Linked DNA regions of Homo sapiens: regions 1, 2, 3, 5, 6 and 7 are each linked to region 4. A link is a contact called in ENCODE Hi-C or POLR2A ChIA-PET data. All regions are on one chromosome and are shown on one strand. Each heading gives the region's core, a stretch centred on a gene start or an enhancer-like site at or near the end of the contact. The rest is flanking DNA. Distances are from core to core; before and after follow the strand shown.

Region 1 (3,614 bases), core at 3-2,502, 990 kb before region 4:
TCAGAGCTGCTGCGGTTCCAGTGGGACGGGAGGAGAAGGGACAAGCAGCCCCTCACTAGACAAAACCAGGGCCAACTGGTACGTCATTCAAATATTTTTGAGCACCTAACACGGACCCAGGCCTAGAGAAAGGGGCTGTTGTGGGTTGGAACCTGGAGACCCGCCTCCGCCCTTCCCCAAAGACAGCCTCGTCCAGTTCCCAATGCCTGGGAAAGAAGAAGGGTCCTCACAGCCTGATTGGGCCTTCCAGGTAGTGAGCGCTCAAGGTTGGGGAAAGGTTGGTCTGGTGTTTGCCCTTCCCCAGCAACTCCCTCCTCTTGCCCGTCACTTCTTAACCCCTTACTCTTCCCTCAAACTGGGGAGCAACAGAAGATAAGGGTCCCCCAAACGCCACGCTCCGAATGCACGTAAAGAGCCCCCAGAAAAGTGGGGGGGCGGGGGGTAGCCGGGAAAGTAGCGTGAATCTGGAAGGCCTCCCCAAACCTCCCAGAGGGCGGAAGTGCGTCACTATGTCCGACCCGCAGTGCATTTTGGGAATTGTAGTGAAGCGGGTGGGGGACGCCGAGCCCCCGATGGTGTAACCCTTTAGAGACCAGAGCGCGCGGGCAGAGCTGGGACAGGGTTAGAGGGCGGCCAGTCGCCCCACTCTTTTAGCAGAGAAACAACTGAGACAAGGCTCTGGCTCGGAAGCCCTTAGTCCTCTCCCTTCTCTGGCTGTGGCGGGCCCCAGAAGCATATATCTAGGATTCCGGGGGGAGGACGAAGTGCCAGGTGGCCACCCCCACCCCCACCTAGTTGCCAGCTTCCCGTCCCTGCTCTGAAGCCAATCAGGGCTTCTCCGCCCCGCCCCAGAAGCTGCTACTTTCCTAATCCGTCATTGGCCCACCTTTGCTGGGCGGGGAAACTGAGGTTCAGAGAGGGCAAGACATTTTGCCTAAAGCTGCACAGCAAATCCGAGCAGAAGTTGGAAGCCCGGAAGCCTGTCCACCCACCCCCACAATTTCTGAATCCGGAGTAGCTCTGATCATTTGTATTGCATCCTCGCCTACCACCTTTGTGTCCCAGCATCTTGCGGCGCGCTGAACTCCGGCCCCACGGAGAAGGTTGTAAGGTTTGCGCCGGCAGAGGCGACAACCCCCCCAGCCCGCGTCTGCCCGCCGTTCCCTTTAAGAGCCGGCCCCGGCGGGACTACGTTTCCCAGAAGGCTTTGCAGGCGTGTTATGTAACTTTCCCTGCGAAGCGGCCTCTGGGGCAGAAGAAGGAGGTGGAGGCGGCGGCGGCCGTTGCAGCGGCGGCGGCGAGAGCGGCGGGAGCCCGAGGCGGCGGCGCTCGCGGCCCATCGTGGGGCCCGAGCTGTGCGCCTCGGCTCGGAGCCCGGACCGGGCGGGGGCGCCGACGTGCCTCAGCCTGCCTTCGCGAGGGAGGCGGGAGTGAGCAGAAAGGCTTAGGGCCCAGGGGGCGGGGAAGGGGGGCCGGGCCTGGATCCGGCGGGGAGGCCGAGCCGGAGGCCGGACCGTGGCTCGCGCTGTCCCCGGGACGCGGATCGAACGTTGGCGGCGCGGATCGCACGTCGGCGGCCGGTGGAACGCGGGAGCTGGGCGGCGCGCGGACTGGGGCCATGGCGTCTGTGCAGGCGTCCCGCCGCCAGTGGTGCTACCTGTGCGACCTGCCCAAGATGCCGTGGGCCATGGTGTGGGACTTCAGCGAGGCCGTGTGTCGCGGCTGCGTGAACTTCGAGGGCGCGGACCGCATCGAACTGCTCATCGATGCCGCCCGCCAGCTCAAGCGCAGCCACGTGCTCCCCGAGGGCCGCTCGCCCGGGCCCCCGGCCCTTAAGCACCCGGCCACCAAGGACCTGGCGGCGGCAGCCGCACAGGGGCCCCAGCTGCCGCCCCCGCAGGCCCAGCCCCAGCCGTCAGGGACCGGCGGCGGCGTGTCGGGCCAGGACCGCTATGACAGGGCCACATCATCAGGCCGCCTCCCCCTGCCCTCGCCCGCCCTGGAGTACACTCTGGGGTCCCGCCTGGCCAATGGGCTGGGCCGTGAGGAGGCCGTGGCTGAGGGGGCGCGAAGGGCCTTGCTTGGCTCCATGCCTGGCTTGATGCCCCCTGGGCTGCTGGCAGCTGCAGTGTCTGGCCTGGGAAGCCGAGGCCTGACGCTGGCACCCGGCTTGAGTCCTGCCCGTCCCCTCTTCGGCTCCGATTTCGAGAAAGAGAAGCAGCAGAGGAATGCGGACTGTCTGGCAGAACTGAACGAGGCCATGCGAGGCCGGGCAGAGGAATGGCACGGGCGCCCCAAAGCAGTGCGGGAACAGCTACTGGCGCTGTCCGCCTGCGCCCCGTTCAATGTGCGCTTCAAGAAGGATCACGGGCTGGTGGGGCGAGTGTTCGCCTTCGATGCTACTGCCCGTCCTCCAGGATACGAGTTCGAGCTGAAGCTCTTCACCGAATACCCCTGTGGTTCCGGCAATGTGTACGCCGGCGTCCTGGCAGTGGCTCGCCAGATGTTCCACGATGCTCTGCGGGAGCCGGGCAAGGCACTGGCTTCTTCGGGCTTCAAGTACCTCGAATATGAACGCCGGCATGGATCAGGAGAATGGCGGCAGCTGGGCGAGCTGCTTACCGACGGCGTCCGCAGCTTCCGCGAGCCAGCTCCCGCGGAGGCCCTGCCCCAGCAGTACCCAGAGCCGGCCCCTGCGGCTCTCTGTGGCCCACCCCCGCGAGCCCCATCCCGGAACCTGGCGCCCACGCCGCGCCGTCGCAAGGCATCCCCCGAGCCGGAGGGCGAGGCGGCTGGGAAGATGACCACCGAGGAGCAGCAGCAACGGCACTGGGTGGCACCCGGCGGCCCGTACTCCGCTGAGACCCCTGGTGTGCCCTCGCCCATTGCCGCCCTGAAGAATGTGGCCGAAGCCCTGGGCCACTCACCCAAGGACCCTGGCGGAGGCGGGGGGCCTGTGCGTGCAGGGGGCGCCAGCCCTGCAGCCTCCTCCACGGCCCAGCCGCCAACCCAGCATCGCCTTGTGGCCCGCAACGGCGAAGCAGAAGTCAGTCCCACAGCGGGGGCCGAAGCTGTCAGCGGGGGTGGCAGCGGCACTGGGGCGACCCCTGGGGCCCCCCTGTGCTGTACCCTGTGCAGGGAGCGGCTAGAAGACACCCACTTCGTCCAGTGCCCCTCGGTGCCCGGACACAAGTTCTGCTTTCCCTGCTCCCGGGAGTTCATCAAGGCGCAGGGCCCGGCCGGGGAGGTGTACTGCCCGAGCGGAGACAAGTGCCCGCTGGTCGGCTCCTCCGTGCCCTGGGCCTTCATGCAGGGCGAGATCGCCACCATCCTTGCTGGAGACATCAAAGTTAAGAAAGAACGGGACCCCTAGGCTACCACTGCCTCCAGGCTACTGCCCTCTGCCCCTTTGCCACCCACCGCTGCCGCGGATAAATTATTCCCTCCCCGACCCAGCCCAGTGCCACCTCTATCTGTGTACATACTCCCTTCTTCCACCCAGATGGGTCCCCTGGGGTAGATGCATTGTGGGTGGGGGGAGAAAGCTTGTGGCTCCTGTCCGAGGGGGTGTTTGGGGTCCCTTGGCCCCTCCAGTTTCCCTCTGTCCTCCTTGG
Region 2 (3,342 bases), core at 333-2,832, 880 kb before region 4:
CCGCTAGGAAGCAGCCAATGACGAGTTCGGACGGGATTCGAGGCGTGCGAGTGGACTAACAACAGCTGTAGGCTGTTGGGGCGGGGGCGGGGCGCAGGGAAGAGTGCGGGCCCACCTATGGGCGTAGGCGGGGCGAGTCCCAGGAGCCAATCAGAGGCCCATGCCGGGTGTTGACCTCGCCCTCTCCCCGCAGGTCCCTAGGCCTGGCCTATCGGAGGCGCTTTCCCTGCTCCTGTTCGCCGTTGTTCTGTCTCGTGCCGCCGCCCTGGGCTGCATTGGGTTGGTGGCCCACGCCGGCCAACTCACCGCAGTCTGGCGCCGCCCAGGAGCCGCCCGCGCTCCCTGAACCCTAGAACTGTCTTCGACTCCGGGGCCCCGTTGGAAGACTGAGTGCCCGGGGCACGGCACAGAAGCCGCGCCCACCGCCTGCCAGTTCACAACCGCTCCGAGCGTGGGTCTCCGCCCAGCTCCAGTCCTGTGATCCGGGCCCGCCCCCTAGCGGCCGGGGAGGGAGGGGCCGGGTCCGCGGCCGGCGAACGGGGCTCGAAGGGTCCTTGTAGCCGGGAATGCTGCTGCTGCTGCTGCTGCTGCTGCTGCTGCTGCTGCTGCTGCTGCTGCTGCTGCTGCTGGGGGGATCACAGACCATTTCTTTCTTTCGGCCAGGCTGAGGCCCTGACGTGGATGGGCAAACTGCAGGCCTGGGAAGGCAGCAAGCCGGGCCGTCCGTGTTCCATCCTCCACGCACCCCCACCTATCGTTGGTTCGCAAAGTGCAAAGCTTTCTTGTGCATGACGCCCTGCTCTGGGGAGCGTCTGGCGCGATCTCTGCCTGCTTACTCGGGAAATTTGCTTTTGCCAAACCCGCTTTTTCGGGGATCCCGCGCCCCCCTCCTCACTTGCGCTGCTCTCGGAGCCCCAGCCGGCTCCGCCCGCTTCGGCGGTTTGGATATTTATTGACCTCGTCCTCCGACTCGCTGACAGGCTACAGGACCCCCAACAACCCCAATCCACGTTTTGGATGCACTGAGACCCCGACATTCCTCGGTATTTATTGTCTGTCCCCACCTAGGACCCCCACCCCCGACCCTCGCGAATAAAAGGCCCTCCATCTGCCCAAAGCTCTGGACTCCACAGTGTCCGCGGTTTGCGTTGTGGGCCGGAGGCTCCGCAGCGGGCCAATCCGGAGGCGTGTGGAGGCGGCCGAAGGTCTGGGAGGAGCTAGCGGGATGCGAAGCGGCCGAATCAGGGTTGGGGGAGGAAAAGCCACGGGGCGGGGCTTTGGCGTCCGGCCAATAGGAGGGCGAGCGGGCCACCCGGAGGCACCGCCCCCGCCCAGCTGTGGCCCAGCTGTGCCACCGAGCGTCGAGAAGAGGGGGCTGGGCTGGCAGCGCGCGCGGCCATCCTCCTTCCACTGCGCCTGCGCACGCCACGCGCATCCGCTCCTGGGACGCAAGCTCGAGAAAAGTTGCTGCAAACTTTCTAGCCCGTTCCCCGCCCCTCCTCCCGGCCAGACCCGCCCCCCCTGCGGAGCCGGGAATTCCGAGGGGCGGAGCGCAGGCCGAGATGGGGAATGTGGGGGCCTGCAGAGGACCCTGGAGACGGAGGCGTGCAGAAGCTCAGTCTCGGGGCGGAGGCTTCGCGCCCTTAGTCCTCCTGGACGGCCCGTTACCTTCTGCGTTGTCCCGATGGGGAAACTGAGGCCCTGAGCCAGAAGCACACGCTGGGGGGAGGCAGAAAGCGCGGCCAGAGGCGGAGGGAAAACAAAGGGAGAATCACAGACAGACGGGAGGGGGACGGACACACACAAGGGGACAGAGACCCGAGTGGAGAGCTGGATCTCGCCTTCCCGGCGTGGGGCGCAGGGTCGGCCAGAAAGAAGATCGAGAAGAGCGGGGAGTGGGGGCGAAAAGGGGGGACAGGTGGGGGAGGAGGCTGGGGAAAGCCCGAGGGAGGAAGAGAGGGAGGGAGGAACTTCCCAAAGTTGCAAAACATGGCTACCTTGCCTGCGGAGCCGAGCGCGGGGCCGGCGGCTGGGGGGGAGGCGGTGGCGGCGGCGGCGGCGACCGAAGAGGAGGAGGAGGAAGCGCGCCAGCTCTTGCAGACTTTGCAGGCGGCCGAGGGTGAGGCGGCGGCGGCGGCCGGGGCCGGGGCGGGCGCAGCGGCTGCGGGAGCTGAGGGCCCGGGATCCCCGGGCGTCCCCGGGTCGCCCCCCGAGGCCGCTTCCGAACCGCCCACGGGCCTCCGCTTCTCGCCCGAGCAGGTGGCGTGCGTCTGCGAGGCGCTGCTCCAGGCGGGCCACGCCGGCCGCTTGAGCCGCTTCCTGGGCGCACTGCCCCCGGCCGAGCGCCTACGTGGCAGCGACCCGGTGTTGCGCGCGCGGGCCCTGGTGGCCTTCCAGCGGGGCGAGTACGCCGAGCTCTACCGGCTACTCGAGAGCCGCCCCTTCCCCGCCGCCCACCACGCCTTCCTGCAGGACCTCTACCTGCGCGCGCGCTACCATGAGGCCGAGCGGGCCCGCGGCCGCGCGCTTGGCGCAGTGGACAAGTATCGACTGCGCAAGAAGTTCCCGCTGCCCAAGACCATCTGGGACGGCGAGGAGACAGTCTACTGCTTCAAGGAGCGCTCCCGCGCAGCGCTCAAGGCCTGCTACCGCGGCAACCGCTACCCCACGCCGGACGAGAAGCGCCGCCTGGCCACACTCACCGGCCTGTCGCTCACGCAGGTCAGCAACTGGTTCAAGAACCGGCGACAGCGCGACCGGACCGGGGCCGGAGGCGGCGCGCCCTGCAAGAGGTGAGGGGCCTCGGGCGGCGCAAGTCCAGCTCTCCCGGGGACATCCCGTCCACCAGCCCTCTTCCCCCGTGCCCACTGCTGGGGCCGGCGCGCCGAGGTCCTCGGACATCTCCCGGGACCAGCTCACAATCTCAGGCGCCCGCGGGGCGCGGGGACTAAGTGTGGACGGGACAGGCACCCGCCCGGGCCCTCTCCCCGCACGCGTCTCCTCTTCCAGCGGCTCCATTCCGAGCTCCTTCCCAAATCCCATCGGTGTTGGGGAATCACACTGCGGGGGGCACTAGAGGGACTGAGGAAAAAGGACAGGGCCTGTGGCCACTCCACTCCGCGTAGGGGCTGCCTCCCAGCCCCCTTTCTTCACTGACCGTTACTCTTACCCACCCGCCCCCACACTCCCTCCGGGCCCGGACGGCGTGGTCCGTCTTCTGCCTTTGTTGTGAAACGTGAACCTTTCCCAGCTCCGGTTTCCCTGTAACCCAAACCCTTCTCCTCCCACCCTGAGCGCCGGCCTCTCCCTTCTCTGACGCCCCGCGGGGAGGGCACCGGGAAC
Region 3 (3,410 bases), core at 459-2,958, 840 kb before region 4:
AAAAAAAAAAAAAAAGGAAAAAAAAGAAAGAAAAAGAATAAAAGATTTGGGCTTTTTTTTTTTTTTTTTTTGGTAGAGACGAGGGTCTCACTTTGCTGCCTAGTTTGGTCTTAAACTCCTGGACTAAAGCCAGTCTCCCGGCTGAGATTATAAGCATGAGCCACCGCACCCAGCCTGGAAAATACGTCTTAAGGGGAGATGATCTAACGACCTAGTCAAGAGTAGAAACCCTGAAATCCAATACATTTCAGTTCAAATCGTTTTCTTGGCTGTGTTGCCAGCGACAAGAGGCTTAATCTCTTTCTGCCTTATAAATTTGGGATTGTAATTCCTACCAGGGTTGTCTGTAGGGTGTCTGGCATATAGTTCCGATGCAATAAATATTTACTGAACACATGTTTACGCTGTTCTAGGTGCTTGAACAAGGTACACAAAGATCTCTGCCCTCCTGGAGCTTCTTCTTCTTCTTCTTCTTTTTTTTTTTTTTGAGACGGAATCTCGCTCTGTCCCCCAGGCTGGAGTGCAGTGGCGCGATCTCGGCTCACTGCAAGCTCCGCCTCCTGGGTTCACGCCATTCTCTTGCCTTAGCCTCCCGAGTAGCTGGGACTACAGGCACCCGCCACCCAGCCCGGCTAATTTTTTGTATTTTTAGTAGAGATGGGGTTTCAGTGTGTTAGCCAGGATGGTCTTGATCTCCTGACCTTGTGATCAGCCCGCCTCGGCCTCCCAAAGTGCTGTGACTACAGGCGTGAGCCACCGCGCCCGGCCTTCTTTTATTTTAAGAGGCAGCAGGGTCTCATTCTGTCGCCCAGGCTGAACTGCATGGAGGGCGGTGGTGTAACACTAGCTCACTGCCTCGAACTCCTGGGCTCGAGCGATGTGGAGCTGCTATTCTATGATGTGGACTAACTCCTAATGTATGGGACTTTCCTTCCTCCTAAGGCTTAATTTTCTCATTTGTAAATCAGGAGGTAAGAAAGGAGGGGACGGGCCGGGCGCGGTGGCTCACGCCTGTAATCCCAGCACTTTGGGAGGCCGAGGCGGGTGGATCATGAGGTCAGGAGTTCAAGACCAGCCTGACCAACATGGTGAAACTCCGTTTTTACTAAAAATACAAAAACTAGCCGGGCGTGGTGGCGGGCTCCTGTAATCCCAGCTACTCAGGAGGCTCAGGCAGGAGAATCGCTTGAACCCAGGAGGCGGAGGTTGCAGTGAGCCGAAATTGCGCCACTGCACTCCAGCCTGGGTGACAGAGCAAGACTCCGTCTCAAAAAAAAAAAAAAAAAGAAGGGGATGGATGGGAAGGAGTTTGGAAAAGCACAAGGAGCTGTTAGCTATTGTGTTGATCGGCACAAATGAATCAATAAATTTGCTCTTCCCCAACTCTCCACCCCTCACCAACACCCTATTGCAATATTCTCAATTCCCTTCCCAAGGGCCTCGGGCAAAAATGGAGCCCTCCTGGCTAGACTCCATCTCCCAGCGCGCCCAGCGGGGAAGCACCCTGCGCTTGCGCTGCCAAGTCCTCCCCGGCTTTGTCTCCCGGGAGTTCGAGTCGTTCTTTTCCTCCGCCCGCCTAATTTGCTTCCTACCCCACCTCCAAGCTTGACCGTGCTGCCTTCTGGGGGATGTAGTCCGTGGCTGCCCGGACTTCAATTCCCAGCGGGCTTCGGGACGAGAACCCGGAAGGGGAGGCTGGAGAGGAGCGAGTGGGGGAAACCCGCGTAGCCGAGGGAGATGCAGCGCGCGGCGATGGTGAGAGCCCAGGCGCGGGCCGGGGGCGCTGGAGAGTCGGGACGGGGGTTCGGGACCGGGTGACGAGGGGGAAGAGGCAGGGGCGAAAGAAGGGGCTGGGTGAGGGGAGATTGCCTGGGGGAGAGGACTGGGAGGAATGGGAGCCGGAGGTAGTAGTAGAAGAATGGTGGCTTGGGGAGGGGTCTTGGAGGTGGGGTGGGAGTGGAGCTTTGGAATTGATTGTAAAGGGGCTCAGAGCTGGGGAAGTGGGCCCCGAGTTGGAGACTGGGCTGGACATCCAGGTAGAGGCCCTGAAGGGGTCGATTTCGATGGGGGCTTAACCTGCGGCGAGGGTATGAGGATCAGGGTTAGGATGAGTGAGGGGGTCTGGAAGCTCCAAGGGACAGGCGAACGGTGGACGCAATGGGTTGGGGCCTCTGGATCGGATTGGGGGCAGGAAGGCAAGTTGAGGAGGTAGGAGGGAGAAATCAGTGGTAGGATAGAGTGTGGGTTTAGGCTCCAGGACTGAGGGTGGGGTAAGGAGCGTGAAATTAGGGGCCTGGATGTAGTGATAATTTCCCTAGTCCCGCCAGAGACTCCCGGTAAGCTGGACAGGCACAGAACTGTAGGATAATACGGCCAGAAAGGGCCATCGAGACAGGCTTTCGCACCCTCACTTCCCCGGTGGAATTTAGAAGAGTGTAATGGTTTATCCCTATGAGAAGTACAGCATTCATATCCCCTATTCTTCCACCCCTTTGTGCCATGGACAAATCTGTGAGCCTCAGTGCCCTTATCTGTAGTATGGGAACAGCAAGCATGCCTCTGAGAACAGGGTTAAAGGGAGTCATTAAAATCGTTACTATTAGTGGGAGAGCTGGGCTGTGAAGTTTCAGTCTCAGAGCTGTTGGTGGGAAGTTCTCCGCCCCCGGAATGTGACTGGGTTACAGGTGCTAATGGATTTCCTCCTTTCCAGTCCAGTCCCAGAGGCGTTTTCTCAAAAGCTGGCACTGATCTGGGCACACACCCCAGCTCAGAAGCATGTAGGGGCTCCCCACTGTGGATTACAGCTAACGCTTATTGTTTTACAAAATGCCTGGCCCTGTCCTTAGCTGTTTGTACACATTAACTCATTTAATTCTGATAACACCCCTGAGGGGTAGGTGCTGTTATTTTCTCCATTTTACAGAAAGGAAGCAGAAGTACAGAGAAATTAAGCAACTTTCCCAAGGCTATCCAGCATTAATTGCTAGACTCAGGATTCCGATCTTGGCAGCCTGGCTCAGAATCTGTGCTTTCAGCACTATAATTTAGTCCTCTCTCCATACTGAAATATACAATGTGATGAGTAGAGACAGCGAACAAAGCAGTCTAGAATATTAGTTCTGCCATTTACTTGCTATATGACCTTAGGCAAGTCTTTTATTTATTTTTATTTATTTATTTAGAGACAGTCTCCCTCTGTCACCCAGGCTGGAGTGCAGTGGTATGGCTAACTGTAGCCTCTGCCTCCCGGGTTCAAGCGATTCTCCTGCCTCAGCCTCCTGAGTAGTTGGGATTACAAGCATGTGCCACCACGCCCTGGCTAATTTTTGTAGTTTTAGTAGAGACAGGGTTTCTGCATGTTGGTCAGGCTGGTCTTGAACTCCTGGCCTCAGGTGATCCACCCGCCTCGG
Region 4 (3,146 bases), core at 559-3,058:
GGAGAGATGCAATCCCCATCTCCAGGCTCTCGGTAGCTGTGACCTTTTCCTGATGAGGCCGTCTTAGCTTGACATTTGGCTACAAATTTGTTATTAGAAGGATACAATGAATGGATGAAAAAGGAAGCTCACCTCTGTGGGACTCAGCTGCTTTGTCCCCACATATGTGACCCCGAAGTGGTAGTTGGACTCCCCGATTGTGCTGAGGGCTACTGTGTGGTTGACCTGGAAGGAAAGCGAGAGCTGTGACGATACTGGACAGATAGGCTTGCCCACTGAAGAGGGCAAGGACAAGGTCTCTGGGCTGGGCAGGGGATGAAGACTGGGAGGCACGGCCTGACTAAGAGACTCAGAGAAAGGAGGTGCTGCCGGTAGGCCCACAGACCTGTTCCTTCACTCCAGCCTAGCTGCTATGGGGAGACAGTACCTCTGGATTCTAGGTCCCCAAACTGAGTAGTCAGTCTGGCACTATATCTCCGAGTCTTTTCAAGTATCAGGGAGCCCAGCTCTTGAGGGAGGAGTAATTGGGCCGAGTGTGCAGATGCAGGGAGGGGGACGGCGGGGACGATCTCTGGTGGGTAAGGACACCAGGAAGGCTCACCTGAAAATGGTTACTCAACCCTTTGTTGACTGTGAGCTTGACACCCTCCATCTGAATGGGAAACAGCTCTGGAGAAGAGAAACGCTGTCACACTCCACTCCAACCCCACACCAACTCTCATCTCTTCCTTCCCTACCACCCCCAGCTCTCTCCAGAGACCCACAGCAGAACATCTCACAAAGGATTCCACCTGTAAAGAGGCAGTACAGCCTAGTTAGACAGGGCCAGGGCCTTTGCTTGCTCAAATCTCACTGCCACCAAGCTGAGCAACTTTAGGTCAAACTCATCATCTGAAAGATGGGACCCTCACCACACAGAATTGTCCCAAGGATCTAATGAGTTAACGTATAATGAACACCAGAACAGAACTCCATAAATCTCCACCACTACTACTACTCTAATTGCTCCAGGCTGGGATCCGGAGGCTTTGGGTCCCATACCCAAGGAACCTCGCTGACACCTTGCTGACACCGTGACCTTGGGCCTCAGTTGCCTTCCCGATCACAAGAGAAGTCTGGCTTGGCTGATCCCGGGGCTCCTCAGGTCCCTAAAGGCTTTTCTCTACTGCTATGACATTCCATCCCGTTTCCAGCATTTGATTCCATCATTCTAAGCCCCAAGTCCAACGTTCCACCATTCGATCCCAACATCACCTCCTAGTGCTGTTAAATAATTCCAATGGTGCGCGCCAAATCCCAGAGTCCCCAGTGTCCTCCCCCTTCCCCCGAGATCCAGGCCATCGCAGCCCAGCGGGGGCCCCTCGCCCCTCACCCTTGCACTTCCGGTGGCACTCCTCGAATGTGCCCGGGTTGGGCAGGCAGCCGCAGGCCCCATCCTCGGCGGCCCCTGAGGCGCTGGCGGTTGCAGCCCCGGGGGTCCGTTCCGAACTTCGACTCGTACTGGTGCCGGCGCCCAGGCTGCCTCCCAGCGGCGGCAGCGTGAAGCCCGGCGGCGAGGGCGGAGGTGGCGGCAGCCCCACGAGGGCCGGCGCAGGCGGCGGTGGCGGCCCTGCGGGCGGCGAGCTGGCAGCCAACACGTTCCCCATGGTCGCCTGCTAGGGGAGAGGTCAGAGGGCAGAGGTCAGGGCCCGCGCGCCCCCGACTCAGCCCCAGCAAATCCGCACCCGGCTCCGGCCCCGGTTCTCACTGGCGGCGGCGCCTGCTCCCGGCCTGGGCTCCGCTCCCACCCCGTGCGCCACGCGCAACCGAACCCGCTGCCGCCGCCGCCACCACCGTCGCCCCGCCCCACCTAGCCCATTGGTTTAGTGTGCCCTGAGGCCCGCCCACCAGCGTCAAGACTCGGTCTTCCCATTGGACTTGTGCATAAAGTCCCGCCCACTTTCCCTGAAATGTCCTTTTGTATTGGTTCTCACTCGCAGGGTAGCCACGGCGCCCCTCCCACCCTTCCCATTGGCTCGCAGCGCCTGCGCCTATTGGCTCGCGTCGCCGCGGGTTCCGGTGCTAACCCGCCATTGGTCTGTGCTGAGCATTTTGCCACGCCCGCTGAGGCATCGCCCCGCCTCTCTCCTGGAGGAGGCCCTCTTTTGATTCCGCCCCGCGGCGAGGTTGCTGTGATAATTGGTCGGCTTTGACCCTTGCAGCATTTTGATTGGCTCCAGCGTGTACGGGGTCGACCTTGGTGGCGTATCAGCTTGGTACTCTCATTGGCTAACGTTCCAGGGTCGAAGGACAGGTAAAGGTGGGTTGCGCGGCAGAGGCGGCTAGGCAGCAAGGTCAGGCCTCGCGTCCCACCAGGCACCGCGGCAGCCGGGCCCCCACCCCACCTCTGGTTCGGAGTAGCCGACCTAAAACCGGAAGTGCTGGCCCTTCCCAGAGTGCCTCGGGAGAATTCTAATCTGTTCTGCGAACCCTGCGCTGCTCCTCGTTACCCACAATGCCCTCATCACCTCTTAGCGAAACAGTTGCCTTAGACCCACCCCTTTCGTTACCCATCATGCCTCTTGTTCCTCGCGTCACTGCGGCTTCTATCTTTGGCCCATTCATTCCTCTCCCATTACCCATCATGCCTCTGCCCCATTCATTTGAGCTTCATTGCCCAGACTACTTTTAGCTCCAGCCTGCCTGCTCACTTTCGTCGTTCTTCCGGCCCTTCTCTAATTAGCCATCATGTTTTGGATCCATGAACTCCTGTCCGTTACCTCCCTTGCCCCCGGTCCCTATTTTTCCATTATTCATCACTCTGCCTCTGGCCCATTCATTCAGGTTTATTATCCGTCATGCCTTGGGCTCCTATTACAACATTATTCATGATTTTGCCTTTAGTCTACTTTTACTTGCCGTTTATTCATTAAACTTGAGCCTCTTATACTTTCGTTACTGCTTTTTTAATTTTTATTTTTTTAAAGACAAGGTTGGACTCTGTCACTCAGGCTGGAGTGCAGTGGCGCCATCATAGCTTACTGCAGCCTTGAACTTCTGGCCTCAATCGATCCTCCTACCTCAGCCTCCAGAGTAGCTGAACTACAGGTGCGTGCCACCACGCCCGGCTAACTTTCGTAGAGGCGGGGTCTCACTGTGTTTCCCAG
Region 5 (3,196 bases), core at 309-2,808, 730 kb after region 4:
AACTATAGTTGTTATCTTTATACCCTAAGGTCATGGGGAATTTACATTTTTTAAATGTATTTCTGTGTTTTCCATGATTATGTGTTACCTCTATATTATTTGAAACAAATAAAACTAATAATTGAGAAAACTATTTTTAAAAACTCTTTTCTTTTTTTGAGACAGAGTCTTGCTCAGTTGCCGAGGCTGGAGTGCACCGGTGTGATCTCAGCTTACTGCAGCCTCGCCTCCTGGGTTCAAGCGATTCTCCTGCCCCAGCTTCCCAAACTCCTGGGATTACAGGTGTTGGCCACCACGCCTGGCTAATTTTTGTATTTTTAGTAGAGATGGGGTTTCGCCATGTTGGCCAGACTGGTCTCAAACTCCTGGCCTCAAGTGATCTGCCCGCCTCAGACTCCCAAAGTGCTGGGATTACAGGCGTCAGCCACTGTGCCCAGCCACTATTTTTTAAAAGTCATAGAATAGCCCAGACCTTGAGCAAAGTCCCCACAGTGAAGTCCCAACCTATTTTCACATGATACTAGCCAGCTGCCTATGGCTCATGCAGAACATACCAAAGAAGACTCAGGTCTAGACTCAGACTGCCTCGGTTTCAATGCTAGCTCTGCCTCCTACTAGCTAGGTGGCTATGAGCAAACAAGTTATGTTCTTATGTCTCAGTCTCCTCGGAAAAAGAGTATCACTTCACAGAGCCACTGTATAGTGGAAAGGTGTTCATTTGTATAAACCCCTTAGAATGGAACTTAGCAACTAACGCTAAATTATAATCACTTCTCATGCCCAAATACATGACCCCACACATTCTCTGATTTATGTGAATAAAACAAGAATAACAACAAGTCTTACTCACATGGGGTTCTGCTGCCTCCTCCTCTGTGCAGTGCTTTTTGAGAAGTCAGGGCTGGGGAAGAAAAACAGGCTATGAAGTAACCAGGATTGTGTCTTCATCCCGGATACATCACAGTGGCATCTCCCAGGACCAGTTAGAAGCAACCCTCTCCTTCCTCAAAAGAGGTCAGGGACAATCCAGCTTCATGGACTCACAGAATTTCGCCACAGAACGGGAGTTTCTAGGAAAATTACAGTAGTATTGGTAATTCACGTGCCAGGCAGTTTTACACTTTTTGTATTACCTCGTTTTCTCTCAAAACATTCTATTAGGAAGTTTTTGCTTTTATTTTCCTTCAGAACAGCAAACGAAGGCACGGGGATTAACTAACTCGCTCAATGTGATACTGTATGAAGTGGTAGGGCTGGCTCATTAGGTGGGGGAGTCACAATGAGGGAGCGAACAGCCCGAGAGACCTTCAAACCCGACGAAGCATCACCCCAGCCGCCCGAAGCCAGTACGCCCCCAATTCTAACAAGCTCCGCCCAGGGAAACGCAAAACAGCATCCTGGCCCCTCAAACCTCCGCTCTTAGCCGCTACTCCTTTTTTTCCCCAAACAAAAGACCGCTAGCTGCTGACCACAAGTGCATTTCGGGGAAGTTTGAAAGGTTCCTGAGAAGCTGACCTGAATCACCAAAGCCAGGGAAAAGATGGCTGCTACGTCGTCTTCCTGGGCGGAAGTGCCTGCGAGTATCAGGAGGACCTGGACTACGCTTCCCAGAATTCCACAGCACTGCCTTCCTCGAGCCGGAAGTGCCTACAACTACCTAGAACGATTGGACCTACAGTTCCCAGGATTCCGCAGGGGAAACATTTACAGCCTTACTGCAGCTGAGCTATGCGCGACTACACGGAACTCCGGACTACATATCACAGAATGCTGGAGTTGGGGGAAAAACAGAACAGTACCGCCCTCCTGGACTACACTTCCGGAATGTCCAAGCCTTCTGATGTGGAAGTGTCCAACTACCTTGAGCTCCTGGTTTTCATTTCCCAGAATCCCTCACTTCTCTTTAGGTATTATTATGGTCTGAGTGTTTATGGCCCCCACCAAATTCGTATGTTTAAATCCTAACTCCCAAGAAGATATTAGGAGGTGGAACCTATGGGACGTGATCAGATCAAGAGGGCAATGCCCTCATGAATAGGATTAATGCTCTCTTATAAGTGGCCTGAGGGAGCTCCTTTGCCTCTTTAGTTATGTGAGGACACAGCCAGAAGGACCATGTATGACTTAGAAAGCGGGACCTCACCAGACACTGAATCTGCTGGCACCCGATCTGGGGCTTATGTGCCAGCAATTTCACTCCTAAGTAAATACCCAGGAGAACTGAAAGATATCCACACAAAAACTTGTTCTAAAAAAGTTCATAGCAGCATTAGTCATAATAGTCAAAAAGTGGAGAAGACCCAATGTCCATCAGCTGATGAGTGGATAAACAAAATGTGGTCTAGCCATATAATGCAATATTATTTAGTAATGTGAATGAACAAAATATTGATTCATGTTATAACATAGATGAACTCTGAAGACATTATGTCCAATGAAAGAAGCCAGACACAAGATACCATATATGGTATGATTCCATTTATATCAAATGTGCAGAATAGGCAAGTCCATAGAGACAGAAAGTAAATTAGTTGTCTCCAAGGCTGGGGAGATGTAGTTGGGAATGGGGAGTGACTGTCAATATGTAGGGTTTTTTTTTTCTTACTTTTTTAGAGACAGCGTCTTGTTATGTTTCCCAGAATGGAGTACAGTGGCTATTCACAGGCATGATCATAGCACACTGCAGCCTTAAATTCTTGGGCTCAAGTGATCCTCCCGCCTCAGCCCCCTGGGTAGTTGAGACTACAGGCATGCACCACCACACCCAGCTCATGTAGGGGATTTCTTTTGGGAGCAGATGAAAGAGTTCTAGGATTAGATAGTGGTAATCATTACATAATATTGTGGATCTTTTCAAAGATAGAAAAATGTTATGTGACAATATCCCCTAAAGCGTTAAAATGTAGCTAAACTCAAAGCTAAGACAGGGAAATCCCAACGGCCAAAGATGAACAGGCAAGTTAGGCCCACAGATGAAAAAACTGAATGATCCCACAAGGGCTGGGCATACTAGGTAAGAGCTAAGGAATTAATCTTGTGTGTGAATGGGAGTTAGAGTAGCCATGCATTTTGGGAGACATGAACTATACAATATTACAAATGAAACAGTTCTCTCCTCTTGACTGTGAACAAACAACAACCAACCAAAAACAAAGCCAGATAGCTCCCAGCTTCTACAGCTGTCTTGTGACTAACC
Region 6 (3,137 bases), core at 221-2,720, 800 kb after region 4:
TGCCTCACCCTCCCGAGTAGATGGGATTACAGGCGCCCACCACCACGCCCAGCTAATTTTTGTAATTATTTTTTAGTAGAGATGCGGTTTCACCATGTTGGCCAGGCTGGTCTCGAACTCCTGACCTCGTGATCCGCCCGCCTGGACCTCCCAAAGTGCTGGGATTACAGGCGTAAGCCACCGCGCCAGGCCCATTTTGTTCTTAATAAAGAAAAATAGAATGCTGTACAATGACATGGTTCTATAAGAATACAAAATATTTGTAATGATTGAAACAAAATAGTTGACAACATTTTTAGAAACTCAGAAAATTTCAAGCCCCTAAGTCTTGCTTTCCCCACCTAAGTCCAACTAGTTCCTCTGCCTCAGTGACAACGTATCCCAAGAGAAGATCAAATCAGGCTCTGACCCAGACTGCTTAGGTTCCAACCCCAGCTCCACCTCTCACTAGTCGGGTGCCTATGCGCTCTGTGTCTCACTTTCGTTTTTAAAATAGAAAAAAGCAATACTTCTCCACAGAGCCACGGTGTGGCGTAAATTTATTTGTATAAAGCCCTTAGAATGAAGTTACTAATTAAGACTTAATTATTATCGACCCCCATGCCCGAGGACACAACCTATACACTCTCGGTTGGGGTGAGCATCTCGGTCAAAGAGCCAAGGACCACTCACGTAGAGCTTTGCCCTCAGAAGCCAAGAAGTCCCTCCCTGCAGCTCTTCTGGAAAGGTCGGGTTGGGGAACGAGAAAGCTGTGAAACACCTTGACCGCGTCGCCGTCCCCCATAAAAGTTAAATGCTCCTTTCCCTTCATGAAAGTGGACGCAACCCTCGCTCTCCTAAAAAGAGGTCAGAAGGCTTCCGGGATCATCCAGCGTCCTGCAGGGATCAGGGAGAAGGGCCGAGGCCCCTGCAGCTGGAGCTCTGACCCCACCCGGTCCTTCGTGGGAAATTAACAAGAGACCACCAGTCACCAAGTGACAGGGACTGCTTTAAGGCTCTCATTTGTGTTACCTCTTCCAGTTCCCAAAACGATTCCATTAGGATGGCCCTAAAGTCCCCATTTTAAAGAACAGTAACGGGAAACCCAAGGAGATTAACACCCCAACGTTATATCGAGAAGAAGTGGCCACGCGCGTGGGGTGCAGGGGGCGGAGTGGGCGAGCTCAGAGCCCCGGAAACCCTGAAACCAGGTGAGACGCGACCCAACCAAGTACCAATGCCCCCGGGAAGCGAGGACAGACCCAAGCCCAAGAAGGTGCCACGGACGAGAACGCAAACAGCGGCCCTTGCCCCTCCAAACCTCTACTCTCCGACGAGGCCCCTTTTCCCCTAATTCGATCACCAGTTCTTTGAGGATCCAATGCGTAGGTCCAGGAAATTCAGAAGGGCCTGCAACGCGCGGAACTGCCCCAAACTATCGCGGAAAAACTGCAGCAACCTCAGTCCCCGAGCGGAAGTGTCCGCGACTCCACCGAATGTTTGGACTCCACTTCCCAGAATTCCCCGGGACCCGCCAGCCGGAGCCAAACTGACCGCGACTCCACTGAGCGTCTGGACTACACTTCCCAGAATTCCCTGGGACCCAACTGCCGGAGCTAAACCGACCGCGATTCCACTGAGGGTCTGGACTGTACTCCTGCAGCATTACACTCAAAGGGAAGTGTTGACGACTACTGGGAAGCCCTTGACCACTCTTCCCACGGGGAACGAATCTCGTACCCCCGAGCGCCTGTTGGGAAATGTGGACTTCTACCCTGAGAGTCGTCCTTCCCTCTCCCTGGGTGCCTAAGAGAAAATACCGTATAGAAAGGAATTCCTGAAGTCTAAACCCCTCTAGTGAGGACAGGAGTGTTACTGGAAAGGGAACAAGCGAGATGATACACTCTTCAAATAAGTTTTGCCAGTGGTAAGAAATGGCATGTAGTTTTAATTTATAACTCTTGTAAAGATGGCATATTCTTGCATATTTTCAGGTGTCATTATTACATTTTTTGTAAATTGTCCAGATGTTTTGCCCACTTTCTTATTGAGTTTTTGGTTTTATCCCTCACTTTTCAAGCACTGTTCTTATATTCATGATATTAACATTTTATCTCGCAAATATTTTCTCAACAAAAACGTTTTTTTTTATTGTTTTATCTATGCAAAACATTTTAATGTATTTTATTATTTAAAACATCTCTATTGAGGTGTAATGCACAAAACGTGAAATTCACCATTTTAGGATATATGTAGTACAAATAAAAAGTTAGGAAACATTTTCATCACCCCAAAAACCCCATACCCACTAAGCAGTCACTGTCTAACACTAATCTCTGTCCTATTGAATTACCTATTGTGGACATTTCATATAAATGGAATTATACATTATGGAACCTTTTGTTTCTGACACCTTTCACTTAGCATCCTGCTTCTTTTTTTTTTTTTTGAGACGGAATCTCAAAAAAAGTGCCAGGCTGGAGTGCAGTGGCACGATCTTAGCTCACTGCAACCTCCGCCTCCCGGGTTCAAGCGATTCTCCTGTCTCAGCCTCCCGAGTAGCTGGGACTACAGGCGCGTGCCACCACGCCTGGCTAATTTTTCTGTATTTTTAGTAGAGACGGGGTTTCACCGTGTTAGCCAGGATGGTCTCGATCTCTTGACCTCGTGATCCTCCCGCCTCGGCCTCCCAAAGTGCTGGGATTACAGGCGTGAGCCACCGCGCCCTGCCAGCATACTGCTTTTAAAGTTCATCCACATCACAGCATGTACCAGTACTTCATAATATTTTATGTTTCTACTACGATTTGTTTTTTTTGTTTGCTTTGTCTTGTTTTGTTTTGAGGTGGGGTTTCCCTCTTGATGCCCAGGCTGGAGTGCAATGGCACGATCTCAGCTCACTGCAACCCCCGCCTCCTGGGTTAAAACGATTCTTCTGCCTCAGCCTCCCAAGTAGCTGGCATTACAGCCATGCGCCACCACACCCAGCTAATTTTTTTGTATTTAGTAGAGACAGGGTTTCACCAGGTTAGTCAGGCTGGTCTCGAACTCCTTACCTCAGGTGATCCGCCCACCTCAGCCTCCCAAAGTGCTGGGATTACAGGCTTGCGCCACAATTTGTTTATCCATTCATTGATTGAGGGACATTTGGGTTCTTT
Region 7 (3,446 bases), core at 947-3,446, 800 kb before region 4:
TCTTCTAGGAACCATTTAGGGGAGGGACTGCCAATACATGACCCCATTTTACAGATGAGGAAATGGGCTCAGAGAGGTTAAGAAACTAGTCCAGGCCGGGCGCGGTGGCTCACGCCTGTAATCCCAGCACTTTGGGAGGCTGAGGTGGGCGGATCATAAGGTCAGGAGTTTGAGACCAGCCTGGCCAATATGGTGAAACCCCGTCTCACTAAAAATACAAAAAATTAGCCAGGCATGGTGGTGCACACCTGTAATCCCAGCTACTCAGGAGGCTGAAGCATGAGATTTGCTTGAACCTGGGAGGTGGAGGTTGCAGTGAGCCGAGATCGCGCCACTGCACTCCAACCCAGGCGACAGTGTGAGACTCCATCTCAAAATAAAATAAAATAAAATAAAATAAAAAAGAAACCAGTCCAAGGTCACAATCTAAGTGGATGAGGTAGCATTGGGACTCAGGCAGTATTTAAGTGACTTTTTTTTTTTGAGATGGAGTCTCGCTCTGTCACCCATGCTGGGGTGCAGTGGCGCAATCTCAGCTCACTGCAGTCTCCGCCTCCTGGGTTCAAGTGATTCTCGTGCCTCAGCCTCCCAAGTAGCTGGGACTACGGGTACCCACCACCACGCCTGGCTAATTTTGTATTTTTAGTAGAGATGAGGTTTCACCATGTTGGCCAGGCTGGTCTCAAACTCCTGATCTCGAGGGATCTGCCTGTCTCGGCCTCCCAAAGTGCTGGGATTAGAGGTGTGAACCACTGCGCCTGGCCTTTAAATGACTCTTCATGCTTTCTGGAAGACAACAGATACATTACAGCACCAGCTCGGAGCCAACCTGTTTGGGTTCAACTCTAGGTCTATGATTTTCTAAACATTGGGTCTCACTAGGTTGACTAGGCTAGTCTCAAACTTCTCAGGTGATTCTTCCACCTTGGCTTCCCAAAGTGCTGGGATTACAGGCATGAGCCACTGCACCCGGCTAAGGTCTACTACTTATTATCTGTAGGATTTGTGCAATGTGTATAACCTCTCTGAGCCTCAGTTTCCCCATCTGCATAATGAAGATCATATTGGTACCCACCTTATAGGGCTGTCTGTTGCCTATGCCTAGCACACAGTAAGCTTTTGGTGGGGGCATTAAGGGGGGCAGTACAGCCTGGTGGTTTGTTACCAGCATGGAGTCTAGAGTCCGATTAACTCCAGTCAGAGCCCCAGTTCCTCCTCTTAGCTTCTTTGGGATCTTGAACAGGATTCTTATTTCCCATTCCCTGGAGGGCTAGGGGGTCAGGGACTGGAGGTGGGTCCCTTTACCTTTCTGACTTGGAGATTTCCCGGGCTGCCCGGGGTTCGCACAACCAGCAGGGGGCGCAGATAAGTGCTCCAGAGACGCTGTGGATCCAGTTGTCCCACCACCCTCCGCAGCCGGGCTTCGGGGAGGCTTCCGATCAATGGGACCTTGGGAAGGAGGTGGGATAGGGAAGGGAAGAATGAGAGCAACCCCCCCATTTCAACCCTACCCCGGGCGCCGTCACCCGCGAGGAGCCCCGGGTTCTCTTCCTAATCTGCCGCCTCCAGCATCGGAGACTTCTAGGATAAATCCAAGGCTCAGGAAAAGTCCTTCCAAGACCATCCGGTCCAGCCTACCTCAAACTTGATGGGGAAATCGAGGCCCAGTGAGAGAGAGGGGAGATGGAGGAAGGGACTCTTCCAAATAGTTGACTAAAGGCGTAGAACCCTGAACCCCCCCGTCTTACTATTTCAGACCTTTCCTCTTAAAAGGAAGCTACTGTTGCAGAACCAGCCCGAAGCCTTATTCCTTTGGTAAGGGTCATGCGCTCAGATGACGAAGACGGTGGCATCTGCGGTTAGGGCCGTACGCTAAAGCCACGTCAACCCTGGGTAACAGCGGGGAGGGAATGAGGGTCCCCGCGGTGCCCGGGTCCCCGCCCAGCCTCACCCGCAGCTCCCGGCCCAGCGGCAGCTCCTCAGTCCTGCGGTGCCAGCCGCTCCAAATGGTGTAGAACGCCGAGCCCACGGCCAGCGCCAGCAACAGAGGCAAGAGCCGAACCCGCGGTAGCAGGCGGCGCTTCGGCGGCAAGAGTGGCTCCATGAGGCCACGTTCCCCCAGCCGCAGGCGGGGTCGCCCGCGGCCCCCGGAACGCATGGCCGCTTTGCCCTGAAACCTGTACCAGACCACGGATTGAGTTTAGGCCCAGCCAAGTTCCTCCCCATGGAATCGGTGGGCCAATAAGCAACAGCTGCGGCTGCACCAGCCCACCCCACAGCGAGCAGCGAAACCAATAAGAACTACGGTCCTGAGGACACGCCTCCCAGCCTCCCTTAGGTATTGGGGTTGGTTCCCCTGAGAATGGCACGACCCAAATGGGAGCGCAAGAGAAGTAGGCTCCGCCTTAGCGGAGGAGGGAAAGCCAATGAACAGCGTTTGATCATGGAAAATATTCGATCTCCCGGGCGCAGGTCCATGCCCCTTCCGGATGTAGGCAGGGGATTGGTGGCGCAGGGTCGGAAAGATCAGTAGATACGTCAGTAACGCGTCCCAGAGGGAAGAGGGGCGGTGCCTGTCTCCGAAGCGAGGAGCGGATTGGCTTCACGGAGGCCGCGCCCCCGAAGTCACGGCCGGCGGGCATTTGGAAATAGCTTGTCATTTCCCTCCTTCAACCTGTACCATTCTTCAAGAAACGGTTTGAATCAGACTGCCTTTCCTTTTGTCTTCATTGTCATAAACATCTGCCCCCGTGTGGTTCTGACTGGCCGCGAACCCCTACCCGAAGCTTTTATTCCATCATTGTGCACCGTTGGTGGGGAATGCTGTGGCAACAGGCCACGCCTCCACTTACTGGTTGGCTTTGCGCAGGCGCCAACGGAAGTGGGTCGCAGGAAGAGGAAGTCCCGCCTCTCTCTCCTCAGGCAGCAGCAACGCGGAGGAAACGGGAGTGAACGGAGAGCGTAGTGACCATCATGTGAGGCCGGGCTAGGCTTAGGCGGCGGGAATGAGGTTGAGGGTGGATATTTGACCGATTGAGTGTGGGAAGGGTTGAGCAGAGCGGGGGGGGCAGGGGCAGATGTTTTAGGGATGCAGCGTCCTGCTTTTCTCCTGATGAGTTTGAGAACGGGCGTGGGGCCTTTGACGCATCGTGACTTCGGGAGAGGGGACAGCTTTATCAGATAACGCCCTGGGCTGGGCGCGGGGGCTCATTCCTGTGATCCCAGCACTTTAGTAGGCCAAGGCGGAGCATCGCTGGAACACAGGAGTTCGAGACTAGCCTAGGCAACATAGCGAGACCCCCGTCTCTACAAAAAAAAAAAAAAATTTAATTATGAAAAACATGTTTTAAACGATAACGGGAGTGGTCCTAGATAATTAGTCCTATTGAAATGAATGTTAAGGGGCAGCGATTTTACGAATACTGGGGGAGGCCGAGCGCGGTGGC

The links. A loop is a pair of places that touch in the nucleus more often than their neighbours do. ChIA-PET counts read pairs that join two places held with the same protein, here RNA polymerase II (POLR2A). Pooled maps may share reads with other maps.
Region 1: a map of dorsolateral prefrontal cortex shows a loop between it and region 4 (14-fold over the local background). The contact joins the promoter of IRF2BP1 here to the promoter of TOMM40 in region 4. A Hi-C loop is called at or near these places in 2 of 168 maps with a recorded cell type or tissue (dorsolateral prefrontal cortex and naive thymus-derived CD4-positive, alpha-beta T cell) and 8 of 50 pooled maps.
Region 2: a loop to region 4 is called in a pooled map, with 9 times the contacts of the local background. The contact joins the promoter of SIX5 here to the promoter of TOMM40 in region 4. A Hi-C loop is called at or near these places in 7 of 50 pooled maps. POLR2A ChIA-PET finds 5 or more read pairs at or near these places in 3 of 52 experiments (HEK293, WTC11 and naive thymus-derived CD4-positive, alpha-beta T cell).
Region 3: a loop to region 4 is called in a map of CD8-positive, alpha-beta T cell, with 29 times the contacts of the local background. The contact joins the promoter of FBXO46 here to the promoter of TOMM40 in region 4. A Hi-C loop is called at or near these places in 1 of 168 maps with a recorded cell type or tissue (CD8-positive, alpha-beta T cell) and 8 of 50 pooled maps. POLR2A ChIA-PET finds 5 or more read pairs at or near these places in 1 of 52 experiments (CD8-positive, alpha-beta memory T cell).
Region 5: a loop to region 4 is called in a map of CD8-positive, alpha-beta T cell, with 7 times the contacts of the local background. The contact joins the promoter of ZNF226 here to the promoter of TOMM40 in region 4. A Hi-C loop is called at or near these places in 1 of 168 maps with a recorded cell type or tissue (CD8-positive, alpha-beta T cell), 1 of 37 single-sample maps with no recorded cell type and 6 of 50 pooled maps. POLR2A ChIA-PET finds 5 or more read pairs at or near these places in 1 of 52 experiments (activated CD4-positive, alpha-beta memory T cell).
Region 6: a loop to region 4 is called in a map of CD8-positive, alpha-beta T cell, with 12 times the contacts of the local background. The contact joins the promoter of ZNF224 here to the promoter of TOMM40 in region 4. A Hi-C loop is called at or near these places in 1 of 168 maps with a recorded cell type or tissue (CD8-positive, alpha-beta T cell), 1 of 37 single-sample maps with no recorded cell type and 9 of 50 pooled maps.
Region 7: a loop to region 4 is called in a map of B cell, with 33 times the contacts of the local background. The contact joins the promoter of QPCTL here to the promoter of TOMM40 in region 4. A Hi-C loop is called at or near these places in 1 of 168 maps with a recorded cell type or tissue (B cell), 1 of 37 single-sample maps with no recorded cell type and 8 of 50 pooled maps. POLR2A ChIA-PET finds 5 or more read pairs at or near these places in 2 of 52 experiments (HCT116 and activated CD4-positive, alpha-beta T cell).

Annotation. Positions count from the first base shown.
Region 1 is chr19:45,883,779-45,887,392 of GRCh38, reverse strand. IRF2BP1 (interferon regulatory factor 2 binding protein 1) reads left to right here and starts at 1,252. Exons shown (of 1, transcript NM_015649.3): 1 at 1,252-3,614. The coding sequence starts at 1,619. The coding sequence ends at 3,373. RefSeq lists enhancers at 428-477, 538-777, 928-1,077, 3,287-3,614 and silencers at 1,238-1,717, 1,758-1,997.
Region 2 is chr19:45,767,492-45,770,833 of GRCh38, reverse strand. SIX5 (SIX homeobox 5) reads left to right here and starts at 1,582. Exons shown (of 3, transcript NM_175875.5): 1 at 1,582-2,792. The coding sequence starts at 1,990. DMPK (DM1 protein kinase) reads left to right here. Exons shown (of 15, transcript NM_004409.5): 15 at 194-1,117. The coding sequence ends at 346. DM1-AS (DM1 locus antisense RNA) reads right to left here and starts at 3,038. Exons shown (of 2, transcript NR_147193.1): 1 at 2,703-3,038. RefSeq lists silencers at 443-602, 1,127-1,311, 1,163-1,702, 2,063-2,282, 2,733-2,862 and 1 more and enhancers at 243-322, 763-872, 1,033-1,112, 2,604-3,163, 3,228-3,342.
Region 3 is chr19:45,729,194-45,732,603 of GRCh38, reverse strand. It overlaps FBXO46 (F-box protein 46), which reads left to right and starts at 1,708. Exons shown (of 2, transcript NM_001080469.2): 1 at 1,708-1,755. RefSeq lists enhancers at 1,381-1,510, 1,601-1,710 and a silencer at 2,559-2,853.
Region 4 is chr19:44,889,916-44,893,061 of GRCh38, reverse strand. TOMM40 (translocase of outer mitochondrial membrane 40) reads right to left here and starts at 1,808. Exons shown (of 9, transcript NM_001128917.2): 1 at 1,373-1,808; 2 at 602-669; 3 at 133-225. The coding sequence starts at 1,646. RefSeq lists a silencer at 1,472-2,111 and enhancers at 2,422-2,581, 2,751-3,146.
Region 5 is chr19:44,163,462-44,166,657 of GRCh38, reverse strand. It overlaps ZNF226 (zinc finger protein 226), which reads right to left and starts at 1,558. Exons shown (of 6, transcript NM_001032373.2): 1 at 1,516-1,558; 2 at 851-901. RefSeq lists enhancers at 1,537-1,656, 1,717-1,866.
Region 6 is chr19:44,092,694-44,095,830 of GRCh38, reverse strand. ZNF224 (zinc finger protein 224) reads right to left here and starts at 1,470. Exons shown (of 6, transcript NM_001321645.3): 1 at 1,301-1,470. RefSeq lists an enhancer at 1,551-1,660.
Region 7 is chr19:45,691,416-45,694,861 of GRCh38, reverse strand. QPCTL (glutaminyl-peptide cyclotransferase like) reads right to left here and starts at 2,196. Exons shown (of 7, transcript NM_017659.4): 1 at 1,952-2,196; 2 at 1,306-1,449. The coding sequence starts at 2,158. It overlaps SNRPD2 (small nuclear ribonucleoprotein D2 polypeptide), which reads left to right and starts at 2,909. Exons shown (of 3, transcript NM_001384647.1): 1 at 2,909-2,975. The coding sequence starts at 2,974. RefSeq lists enhancers at 1,489-2,039, 2,565-2,694, 2,705-2,834, 2,653-3,373.